Regions from separate parts of the Homo sapiens genome. Here region 2 is linked to region 1. A link is a contact called in ENCODE Hi-C data. All regions are on one chromosome and are shown on one strand. Each heading gives the region's core, a stretch centred on a gene start or an enhancer-like site at or near the end of the contact. The rest is flanking DNA. Distances are from core to core; before and after follow the strand shown.

What was found. A loop is a pair of places that touch in the nucleus more often than their neighbours do. Pooled maps may share reads with other maps.
Region 2: a loop to region 1 is called in a map of CD8-positive, alpha-beta T cell, with 8 times the contacts of the local background. The contact joins the promoter of CEP112 here to the enhancer-like site in region 1. A Hi-C loop is called at or near these places in 1 of 168 maps with a recorded cell type or tissue (CD8-positive, alpha-beta T cell), 1 of 37 single-sample maps with no recorded cell type and 5 of 50 pooled maps.

The regions. Positions count from the first base shown.
Region 1 is chr17:64,979,160-64,985,469 of GRCh38, reverse strand. No RefSeq gene overlaps it. Among named protein-coding and RNA genes, the nearest start is that of LRRC37A3, 63 kb to the right of the region's middle. RefSeq lists an enhancer at 285-564. Within about 2 kb of position 4,734, at least 2 of the 41 ENCODE cell types and tissues checked have a DNase peak (open chromatin) inside an H3K27ac peak, as active enhancers do.
Region 2 is chr17:66,188,694-66,195,141 of GRCh38, reverse strand. CEP112 (centrosomal protein 112) reads left to right here and starts at 3,009. Exons shown (of 27, transcript NM_001199165.4): 1 at 3,009-3,145.

The sequences.
Region 1 (6,310 bases), core at 3,485-5,984:
CACACACACACACACATCAGATTGTGGTAGCTTTTGGAAACTCTCTAAGGCACAGAAAATAAGTTGCCTGACAAGACATCAAAGAATTGCAAAAGAGGCCACAGCCCCAAAGGCCTTACTGACTGCTTTGTGATTTGTAGCATGACTGCTGATAAGCATCTATTTGCTTCAGTAAATAGAAGTTGAATCATAACATTTGTTCCAGGAAACAGTAACTGAAGTCGCAAATCATAAATAATAAAGCATGAAAAATCTTCTTTTAACCTAATGGACTAAAAGATTTCTTGCTTTTTTCATTTCTGCTAATGGCCTCTCTCCCTTGGCACTGCCAGAGCTGGCCCATTAAAGGTGAATTGAGCCTCAGTTTGCAGGCAGGACGTGGTCCAAAAGATCATTTGTAAGTTGGTTGTTTGGATCAAAGAATGTGTTTTCTCCTAGAAACCGTTTTTCTCAGGGTGACTGGGTTCTCAGGTTCGCTCGCACAGTGCTGTTCAACTTCTACTGAAGCTGAGCTCTGGGTCTTTGAGGGCAGGTTCTCTGCAGTGCAGGAGGGAGAAATCAGGTCACCTGCTGCTCCTTTGCATAGAGACCTGGCTCTGAGCACAATTTAAGCATAAGTAGTTTTCTTTTCTACTTTCTCAACTCCCTTTTGGCGTCCAGGTCCAGGGCCGTAGTCCCTGGATTGCAGCACCCTTTCCTAAAGTGCTTTACCCACCTCTGGGCTGCTTGCCTGCTAAGGGGGGTCTGGGACCCCAAATTACCCACTATTCCTGCTTCCTGACCAATCAGACTTCCATTTCCTCAGAGCAGTTGATATCAGCTAAGGGCCAGGGGAAAAGCAAAAGGAGAAGATATGAATTCACACTAGTAGGTGAATCATGGAGAACCTCTTAACCCTCTTAATATCTTCTCATGTTAAAATGAATTAGTTGTGAGACTTGAGAGTCCTTGTGGCAGTATGGGTTAGGGATGAACACGGTGACTAAGGATTCGGAATTCACACACACATTAGTAGGACTCTTAGGCTCTTCACTGCACCTGCTTCCAGAACACTGGCAGTCAGTTAGGAAATGATCCTACTCTGGAAAAAAAATGCAATGGTCGCAGAGAAGAAACTTTCAAGTTCAGACACTGGGGAGAATCCCCTCAGTGAATAAGCTGATTATCTGCCAGATTGCCTCTGAGAATAAGCCACATTCATGCACACAGAACCCCCCACCAGTTTTTTGTGCCTCATAATGAAATCTTAACAGATAGCCAAAGATTACCAGATGTTTATGGAAAGTTCTAACATGAAACAAAAAGACCAAAACAGAGGAAACAACAGAACAAATCTTCAAAAGTAGTATAGTTACTATCTATAGAGAAATAAGAAAAGGCATTTTATCCATGAAATAGGATGTATTTTAGACTTTCAGGATGCCGTAACAAAATATGATACACTGGGTGGTTTATAAACAAAGAAATTTATTTCTCATGGTTCTAGGGACTGGAATCCAAGATCAAGGTGCTGATTTGGTGTCTGGGGAGGGCCTGCTTTCTGGTTCAGAGATAGTGTCTTCTTGCAGTGGCCTCACGTGGAGGAAGGGGTGAGCTGACTCCCTTGGGTCTCTTTTATAAAGGCACTAATACTATTCATAAGGGTTCCATTCTCATGGCCTGATCACCTCCCAAAGGTTCCCATCTACAAATACTATCACGTTGGGGGTTAGGTCTCAACATAGAAATTTGGGGGGACACAGACATTCAAACCATCGCAGGGTGCAAAATAAAATAATCATAACAAGAAAGGGATTTTGGCTATTGAAAAGCAGAATAGTTTAAAGTAAGTATTCAAAAGAAAAGATAGAAGATAATTTATAAAGTCTGGGCACAGTGGCTCACACCTATAATCCCAGCACTTTGGGAGGCCGAGATGGGTGGATCACGAGGTCAGGAGTTCAAGATCAGCCTGGCCAAGATGATGAAACCCCATCTCTACTAAAAATACAAAAAAAAAAAAAATTAGCTGGGTGTGGTGGTGGGTGTCTGTAATCCCAGCTACTAGGGAGGCTGAGGCAGAGAACTGGTTGAAACCAAGAGGTGGAGGTTGCAGTGAGTTGAGATCGCACCACTGCACTCCAGCCTGGGCAACAGAGCGAAACTCTGTCTCAAAAAAAAAAGAAAAGAAAAGAAAAAGAAAAAAAATAATTGATAAAAACTTCAGAATGTAGTACAAAAAGATGGAAAAAATGTGAGAGATAAGAAAATTTGAGGATCTATTCTGAAAGTCCAACATCCAGCAAGAATGGAGGGAAGGAAATTATCAAAAAAATAATACCAGAAAATTTCTCAGAATGAAAGGATAAGAGTCTCAGTATCAAAGGGCCTGCTAAGTGAGCCACAAAATGAATGAGAAGAAAGGTTCAGGCTAAGGCACATCTTTATAACCCTTCAGAACGCTAAGGATAAAAAGGAGACCCTATAATCTTCCTAAAAATAACAGATAACATACAAAGAACTAGGAATCAAAATGGCATTGAACATCTCAGTAGCAACATTGGAAGTCAGAAGAAACTGGAGCAAACTGTTTATAATTCTGAGGGGAAATGATTTGCAATCTAGAATTCCACACCAACTCAATAAATTCTCAATCAAGTATGAGGGCAGGATAAAAACATTTTCAGATGTCAAAGTTCTCAAAATATTTATCTCTATGTACCTTTATTCCAGAAGGTTCTGGGGATGTGCTACTGAAACCAAAGGAGTAGGCCAGGAAAGAGGAAGACAGAATTTAGTAATTTAAGAAACAGGGGATCCAACAGAGCAAAGTGTAGTTGCAGTCCTAGGAACAGCTATGCAGTAGGCCCATGGATGACCAGTATAGATAGGAATGTGGAGATGAGGGTACCCAGAAAAAAAATGTAACTAGTGTAAACGGGCCATGTAGAGAAGCATTAAAAAACAAAGTAAAGAATCAGAGAATCATAAAAAATAAGGCACATGCATGTTATATAGTTTTTTAAAAGAAAATAAATAATAGAAATCAAGTGATGATTAACTCTAGGCAAAAATAAAGAGGTTCTACAAGAAAGAAAGCATGGTCATAGTACACTACTTGGCTCTGTAGTACACAATGTTTGCATAATCATCATAATGTAAACACTGACCACCAGATTCAACCAAAATGTGTGATATAATCACCAGAGGAATGAGAGGTAGAAAGTATGATGTATGAGAGTTAAGTCCTCATCTCTCATGGCAATAAATTAACAGATGCTACCTAAAATCAAAAGATCAAGAAATCTCACTATACACACATTGTTGAGAAACATGGAGATAAATACCAGAAAAAACAGCCAAGGAGTTGAGAACAGTAGCCTCTAGGAAGTTGGCCTATGGGGTGGGGACTATTACTTTTCATTACAATGCTTTTAGTACTTCTTAGCTTTTAAAAATGTATATTTGGAATATTTTCATATATATAGTAATTTTATTATTTATTTATTTTTTGAGACCAAGTGTTGCTCTATTATCCAAGCTGAAATGCAGTGGTGTGATCTCAGGTCACTGCAACCTCTGCCTCCCAGGTTCAAGCGATTCTCCTGCCTCAGCCTCCCAAGTAGCTGGGACTACAGGTGTGTGCCACCACACTTGGCACACTTGGCTAATCTTCTGTGTGGTTTTTTTTTTTTTTTTTTTTTAGCAGAGACGGGGTTTTGCCACATTGGCCAGGCTGGTCTCGAACTCCTGACCTAAGTGATCCGCTTGCCTTGGCTTCCCAAAGTGCTGAGATTACAGGCGTGAGCCACTGCACCCGGTCCATAAAGTAATTTTAAAATAAAGTCAACAAATTAGGAAGACAAAGGATGGCTTGGTTGTTAATCTAAATGAATCTCTAGTTAGTGGTATGTTGGTGTAAGTAAAATTCAGAGACCATAGAAAAATAGATTGAGGAGCAGCTGAAAGCCTAGGCAGAAAGACAGAGGCAGAGAACCACCTAGAAAACATGGAGAAGCTGTTATGCCCAAGGGTCATTTGTATATTTAGGAATGCCTAAATATTAATACACTACTGACTTGTTAAATTGCTTTCTGACTGTAAAAGTAATAATACTTATTGTAGAAAGTTTGGAAAAGGCAAATTAACAAGTAAAGCAGGAGAGAGAGAAATCAAAACCACCAAATATCTCATTATTCATAGATTATTACTTATCAGCACTTTCTTTTTTTTTTTTTTTTGGACACAGAGTGAGTACAGTGGCACGATCTTGGCTCACTGCAACCTCCGCCACCCTGGTTCAAGTGATTCTCATGGCTCAGCCTCCCGAGTAGCTGGGATTTCAGGCGTGTGCTACCATGCCCAGCTAATTTTTGTATTTTTTAGTAGAGATGGGGTTTCGCCTTGTTGGCCAGGCAGGTCTGGAACCCCTGACCTCAGATGATCTGCCTGCCTCAGCTTCCCAAAGTTCTGGAGTTACAGTCATGAGCCACCATGCCCGGCCAAGCACATCTTTTTAAAACAAAAATAAGATTACAACATATAGGCCAGGCAAGATGGCTCATGCCTGTAATCCCAGCACTTTGGAAGGTGGAGGCATGCAGATGGCTTGAGCCCAGAAGTTCAAAACCAAAACAAGCCTAGGCAACATGGTGAAACCCCTTCTCTACAAAAAACACAAAACATTAGCCAAGTGTAATGGTGCATACCTATAATCCCAGCTACTTGGGAGGCTGAGGTGGGAGAATCACCTGATCCTGAGACGTCCAGGCTGCAGTGAGCTGTAATCACACTACTGTACTCCAGCCTGGGTGACAGAGTAAGGCCCCGTCCCAAAAAAAAAAAAAAAAAAATTACAACGTGTAAACATTTCTGTGTCACACTTTATTTCCCCTTAGCATTTCTCTAGGTCACTACTGTCTTTGAGAAATGATTTTTTTTTTTCTTGAGATAGTCTCGCTCTGTCGCTCAGGCCGGAGTGCAGTGGTGTGACCATGGCTCACTGCAACCTCTTTCTGCCAGGTTCAAGCGATTCTCCTGCTTCAGCCGCCTGAGTAGCTGGAACTACAAGCATGTGCCACCACACCTGGCTAATTGTTGTATTTTTAGTAGAGACCGGGTTTCGCCATGTTAGCCAGGCTGGTCTTGAACTCCTGACCTCAGGTGATCAGCCTGTTTTGGCCTCCCAAAGTGCTGGGATTACAGGCATGAGCCACTGTGCCCAGCTGAGAAATGATTTTAAATAGATGCTTAGTATTCTAACATATGAATGTACATGTAATTTATGGTCTATGATTAATAATTTATGCTTTTCCAGTCTCCAATAGCTGGATATTTTGATTGTTTCTAATTTTCATAATTATAAATAATATTTTGTTGACTATCCTTAACCATAAGTCTGTGAGATCTCTTATTGGGTCAATAGGTATGAACATTTTAAAAGCTATTAATACTCCATGTCAGGTTGTTCACCAGAAAGATTCGACCTGTTTATACACTCCGCCAGGACAGTCTACCATCATTGGACATTATCATCAAATACAACTTTTTAGTAACCATGTTAATGTATCACACAATCAAAAAAAGATCAAGGTTGGGGGGAAATTCATAAAATGGAATGCAAACAAAAATAAATGAACCTAACTATATTTCATGTTAATAACAATACTACACTGAAGGGCAGAATTGGGAGGGGGAACTAACCTAGGTAGGTAACTTGAACACAGTTATTTTAATATATATCCTCTGGCTATAAAGAACCTTAAATACATACTAATTGGTAGAATTGTTTTCCTGCAGTGCTATGGATTAGGAATTCTGAAATTATTTTTAGTACATATTCTAGTACAGAGCAAATAAATAAATAAATTGTGAATAACAGGAGCCAGGTTTCTCTCTACTGATGAAGGACATCATACATATGGAAAAATGGAAGGCTAGAATGAATGAACTCTGTGGTGTCAGGCTGGACTGGAATTGGAAATGTCAGTATGGACTCATGTTTTAGTTGTACTGTGGCTACTTACGAAAATGTGCTTGATTTTTGGGAATATACTATGAGGTATTTAGGAGTCCAGGGCATCATGTCTGCAACTTACTTTTTTTTGGAGACAGTCTTGCTCTGTTGCCCAGGCTGGAGTGCAATAACGTGATCTCAGCTCACTGCAACCTCCGCCTCCTGGGTTCAAGCGATTCTCCTGCCTCAGCCTCCCAAGTAGTTGGGATTACAGGCATGTAACGCCACACCCTGCTAATTTTTGTATTTTTAGTAGAGATTGGGTTTCACCATTTTGGCCTGGCTGGTCTCAAACTCCTGACCTCAAGTGATCAA
Region 2 (6,448 bases), core at 1,760-4,259, 1.2 Mb before region 1:
TTACCATAGGTGTTTGGCCATAAAACATTTATAAGACACTGCATTTTTTAGGCCACATAAGCCTGGAGCTACACTACAACAGTGACAAGAGAATATATATATATATATATATATATTTTTTTTTTTGAGACAGAGTCTCGCTATGTCGCCCAGGCTGGAGTGCAGTGGCACGATCTTGACTCACTGCAAGCTCTGCCTCCCGGGTTCATGCCATTCTCCTGCCTCAGCCTCCCAAGTAGCTGGGACTACAGGCGCCCACCACCACGCCTGCTAATTTTCTTTTTTGTATTTTTAGTAGAGATGGGGTTTCACCGTGTTAGCCAGGCGGGTCTCGATCTCCTGACCTCGTGATCCGCCTGCCTCGGCCTCCCAAAGTGCTGGGATTACAGGCGTGAGCCACCACGCCTGGCCGACAAGAGAATATTTACCTGGCTTCATCCTTGAGGTTCCTGAATAGGCTCTGAGTTCAGCAATTTCTTCCCAAATATTTGTAGAGGTCCCCAGGGTGAGTCACATGGGTGCTCTGTGTATGATGGAACTACCCTATCATAGTGCTCTGTCTCTGACTGAGCTACTTGGGAGGCTGAGGTGGGAGGATTGCTTGAGCTCAGGAGTTGGAGGCTGTAGTGAGCTATGATCATGCCACTGCACTCCAGCCTAGGTGACAGAGCCAGGCTCTGCCTCTAAAAAAAGAAAAAAGAAAATTCTCAAAGGAAGTTCTTTACACTGTAAGATTAGGAATCACTCTCTTATACAAAGAGGAAGATGCTACATGAAGGGCAACTCACGGCCAACACTTTGCTTCATGCATCATCACTTTCCCCTTCAATTTTGCATATTGCCATTGAACCAGATCTCTTTAGGATGACTTACTTTTTCTTTTTTTTTTCGAGATAGAGTCTCACTCTGTTACCCAGGCTAGAGTGCAGTGGCGTGATCTTGGCTCACTGCAACCTCCACCTCCTGGGTTCAAGCGGTTCTCCTGCCTCAGCCTCCTGAGTAGCTGGGATCACAGGCGTCTGCCACCACACCTGCTAATTTTTGTATTTTTAGTAGAGACGGGGTTTCACCATATTGGCCAGGCTGGTCTTGAACTCCTGACCTCATGATCCACCTGCCTCAGCCTCCCGAAGTGCTGGGATTACAGGCATGAGCCACCATGCTCAGCCAGGATGACTTAATTTCTAGGAGGTTCCTTGGTTCTCAGGTAAGGAGTTTCCAAGTGAAACTTGCCTACCAGTCGTCTAAACATGACATGTAGGCTTGAGTTCTAAGGTGAACACAGCTCAGGCTCAAGCTGGTATCCCTTTCATGTTATATACATATAACATAAATAATAAAACTCTCTATGCATATCTTAATATTTTTATTTGCATGTGTGTGTATATATGAATGAAAAATATATAAATGAAAATGATATATATAAATGAAAAAAATGACAATCAGCTTGTTCTTAAAAGCGGGAAGGGAGATCTACTCATCTTATTTTCACCTAAGTAGAGGAAATATTTAAAGACATTTTTCATTTTCAGTTATATTTTTCTGCTATAGTTATTTCCTCTGAGATGAGCTTGAGCTTGTTACATTTTTTCTTTGATTTATCTTCTATTTATTTATCTTCTATTTTTCTTTTCATGTTTATTTAGACACCATTTGTCAAATTCATTTCATATTCTTTCAGCAATGCAGTTTATGATTCTAAAAATTGCATATATTTATTATGCACAACATTGTGAAATGACTAAGTCAAGCTAATTAACATAAGCGTTGCTTCACATACTTATTAATTTTGTGATGAGAACACTTAAGATGTACTCTTTTAGCAATTTTCAAGAACACAATACATTATCATTTACTATGGTCACCACGTTGTAAAATAGATCGCTTAGACTTATTCCTCCAATCTAACTTAAATTTTGTTTCCTTTGACCAATGTCCTCCTCCTCCTGAGGCTGGAGTAGGGTAGTTTATCTTTTTTTTTTTTTTTGAGTCTCGCTCTGTCGCCCAGGCTAGAGTGCAGTAGCGCAATCTCGGCTCACTGCAACCTTTGCTTCCCGGGTTCAAGCAATTCTCCTGCCTCAGCCTCCCGAGTAACTGGGATTACAGCCGTGTGCCACCACGCCTGGCTAATTTTTTGTATTTTTAGGAGAGACAGGGTTTCACCGTGTTAGCCCGGATGGTCTCGATCTCCTGACCTCCTGATCCGCCCACCTTGGCCTCCCAAAGTACTGGGATTACAGACGTGAGCCACCCCGCCCGGCCAGTTTATCTATCTTGAATGTATTAACTGACTGGTTAAATTCCTGCAATTGCATGCTTGATTTTGCATCCTTGATTCTCAGTACTAATTATCTGGATTATATATCATTCCCTAGTTATAAACATGTTCAAGTATGCTTTTGAAAACTAAACATTCTTAAAAGCATTCTGTACCCTTTATTTTCCTTAGCATGATTTGTCTTTGAGACAAGGAAGAGCTAGCTGTTGGTGTTTACTTCCAGTGAGATAGGTTTTAAAAAGAACCTTTTGAAGAATTTGACTTGGGTTTTGATATATCAGAGAGTGAGGAAATTTTCACTTGAGACCCATTCAACTCTGATGTCTGTCCACATAACGGATCACCCCTTTTGTGAACATCCTCCAGCCGCCCCATTTTCTGTGCCCTTATTTTTTCGCCACGGCCCCTAAGGTGATCATAAGCGACTCTGCGCGGGATGCGGGAGGGCAGCAGCATTCAAACTGTGGTCGGGTTATCCCGGAAGCTTCGACTGGGGACCCGCCAAGGGGCCCACAAGCTGGGGTGCGAGTCTGGCGGTTGCTGGGCCAGCAGGAGCGTCGCCATGGCAACGGGGCCGCGCGCACGCCGCCACCTGTGGGTGGAGAAATGCCCGCGCGGAAGTCTCCGCCCCCAGCCTGGGGCGCCGGTGGTCGCCGCCGCCGGGAACGTCGCCATGGCAACCGCACCGCAGGCTAGAGGGGTGGAGTAGGGGGCGGGGAAATGCGAGCGCGAAAGTCCCCGCCCCCGGGCTGCTGGGCGGCGGCGACCCAGCGGCCCGCAAGGATTTGAAACCGTTTGGCAGGGGCGGCGGTGGCGGCGGCGTTGGCGGCAGCGGCCGAGCGGAAAGCTTGCGTGTGGTGGTGCCAGGTTCTCGTTTTTTTCTGAATTTCCTTCCCCCGCCCCTCCCACCAGGTTCTTGAGTGGAATTTTGCGCCGGTGGCTGCCGCCCCGCCCTTGCGGGCCCGTTCGGGAAGGGGCGTCGCCCTCAGGCCCTGGGCCCGTTCTCCGGGCCTGGGGGGCGCGCGCCCCTGGGGTCCCGGCGCTGCCCGCTGTGGTGTCCCCGGCAGGCAGAGCGCGATCCAGGCCGGGACGACTTGGGAAAGTTCTAAGTAAAGTTTGATCAGCCGGTTTGATCGGTCTGACGTGGTCCAAGAGTCTGACCCAAGGGTTTGCGACTGGGAGAGGAAATCTGTGTCCTGGACAAGGTAGGAGCGCGGCCTGGGCCTGGGCCTCGGCGGGCCGAGGAAGGGACTGCCAGGAACGGCACCGCTGGAGTTTTCAATTCCGTCCCAGAAAAGAGTCTCAGAACAATCAGCTGGATTTGCGGGGACAGAACCAGGGCGCTGGTTGGTTTGCAGAAAGTCATAGGCCGCTTGGAGAGGCCCAAGCCCAGCACCGCCGCATGTAGGATGCTACCCTGTGTTTCTGAGTTAATTATTTTTAAGTGTTCAAGAGAACGACATAAGTAAATGTGAACAGCTTTTCTGATCATTGCACGGCTACTTTTATTTGTTTTTAATATTTTAAGATGAGTCAAAATAAGATAGAAAAGGCACATTAAATTCCATGAGCCTCTCCACAGTGGTCAGGCTGCAGCTTAGTGGAATGCATGGTATTAATAATTTGTGCAGTGTTCAGGCCCAGCTGTCACTGTCCACTAAGAACCTAGGTCAGTGACTTCACCTCACTTAAGCCTCAGCTTCCTTCTTCCTCTGTGAAATGACCATGGAAATGGTGCGGAAATGGTAGGGCCGGGCCAGAGAATAAACTGAGATTTGTTTCTAAAGCACACACTGAGCTACGGGTAGAGTCAGGGAAGGCTCTTGTCAAAACATCCACACGTGTAAGCCAGAGAAAACGTGCACCTCTAATCCTTTTTAATTTGTCGACGTTTCCAGTTTTCTTTAATGACCCACAATATATTTAAAATATGATTTGATTGAACAAAATGGGTTTTACACAACTTCCAAGAACGTTTGTTTTGTTTGGCAAGGAGTGTGATATGAATGAAGTGTATTCTTTGCTTGGCAGTTGTGACTCCTTTTTTTCCCAGACCTTTTAATACTTGTGGTTTGGTTATGTTTGCTGACTGTAGGGTAGGTAAGCCCATTTTGTAGCTGTCCAAAAAGAAGTTTAAAAAAAGGCAGCATGGGTGAGTTTAATAAAAGACATGATCCAAATATAGATTGTAGCTATAAGCAAGAGTCACCCAATTTACTTCTTTTTTACCTTTGGAATTATTTATTTTTTTGAGACAGTCTTGCTCTGTGGCCCAGGCTGGAGTGCAGTGGTGCAAACTCAGCTCACGCTCACTGCAACGTCCGTCACCTGGGTTACCTTTGAAATAATTTATATAACTGATAGGCACACTATAATTACTCTAAGCCTAAGCCAAAGATGTTGCTTTACTTATTTTTCAATTCCAGTAATTTAAATTTTCAATTCTGATAAATGGTATGAAACTTTTGATAAGTTGGAACTTAGATACAATTTGTGAATATGATGTAATTTGTTTTTAAATTATTTATTTTTCATTTTCAATTTTTTTTTTTTTGAGACGGAGCTTTGCTCTTGTCACCCAGGCTGGAGTGCAGTGGCATGATTTCAGCTCACTGCAACCTCTGCCTCCCAGGTTCAAGCGATTCTCCTGCCTCAGCTTCCTGAGTAGCTGGGATTACAGGTGCCTGCCACCATGCCCGGCTAATTTTTGTGTTTTTAATTGGCCAGGCTTGTCTCGAACTCCTGACCTCAGGTGACCCTCCCGCCTCGGCCTCCCAAAGTGCTGGGATTACAGGTGTGAGCCACTGCACCCGTTCCATTTTCAGGTTTTTTGAGACAGGGTCTCACTTTATTGCTCAGGCTGGAGTGCAGTGGTGTGATCTTGGCTCATTGCAGCCTTGACCTCTTGGGCTCAAGTGATCCTCCCACCTCAGTCTCCCGAGTAGCTGGGACTACAGATGCATGCTACCATGCTTGGCTAATTTTTGTATTTTTTTGTAGAGACAGGGTCTCACTATGTTGCCCAGGCTGGTCTTGAACTCCTGGGATCAAATGATCCACTCACCTTGGCCTCCCGAAGTGTTTGGATTACAGATGTGAGCCACCACACCTGGCCAATAAGATGTAATTTGTATAGCAATAATTCCTTGAAGGTTTGAAATGTTAGTTTTTTTGTTTCTTTTTCCATTTCTTTATTTTTTTGGAGAAAAATTAAGGGATAAGAAGAAGCAGATTTTTAGTTTTTACCAAATGTTACTTTGATTCTTTAGTTTTTTTTTTAAATGTATACTTCAATATTGCATGTCAATATAGCAATTCCAATTGCCTTTCTACTTTTCAAAATACTTTTTTTTTTTTTTTTGAGACAGAGTTTTGCTGTGTCACACAGGTTGAGTGCAGTGGCACCATCTCAGCTCACTGCAAACTCCGCCTCCCGGGTTCAAGCGATTCTCCTGCTTCAGCCTCCCTAGTAGCTGGGAATACAGGTGTGTGCCACTTTGCCCAGCTAATTTTTTTGGTATTTTTAGTAGAGACGGGGTTTCACCATGTTGGCCAGGCTGGTCTTGAACTCCTGACCTCAAGTTATCCGCCTGCCTCAGCTTCCCAACGTGCTGGGATTACAGGTGTGAGCCAACGCGCCTGGCCTTCAAAATACTTTTTAATTAGTTGGAGATATTGCTCACTTATATGTAAATGGCCAATATAATAAATCTGAGGGCTAGAGGTTTCAGAATTTTAATCTGAGCTTTGTGCTTGATTTCATGATTTTGAGTTAGTCATTTAATGGTTGAATTTTAGTTTCCTCTAATGTTAAACACTAACATTTCCTGCCCATGTCAAAGGATTTATTGAGAATTAGTGATTAGGAGGAATCTTTTTTATTTTGCTTTAGCTATAGATGTTCTCAGGCAAATGTTTGAGTACGTGGGCAGTATATAGTCTTTAAGCCCCGGAGTACATCTAGGCCAGAGCTGTGCTTTAAAACTCTGGGTTTATGATTTTCCATTGGTTTGTTCATCTATTTGAATTGTTGCTTTTCAACATTATGATCTCACATCCAGCACTGGTATCATAGCCTTCTGTTACCACGTGCATAACTGATGGAATATATTGTATACATGTAAAACAAAACCAACCAAACAAAAAATGATGAGTACCAGGTAATAAGCT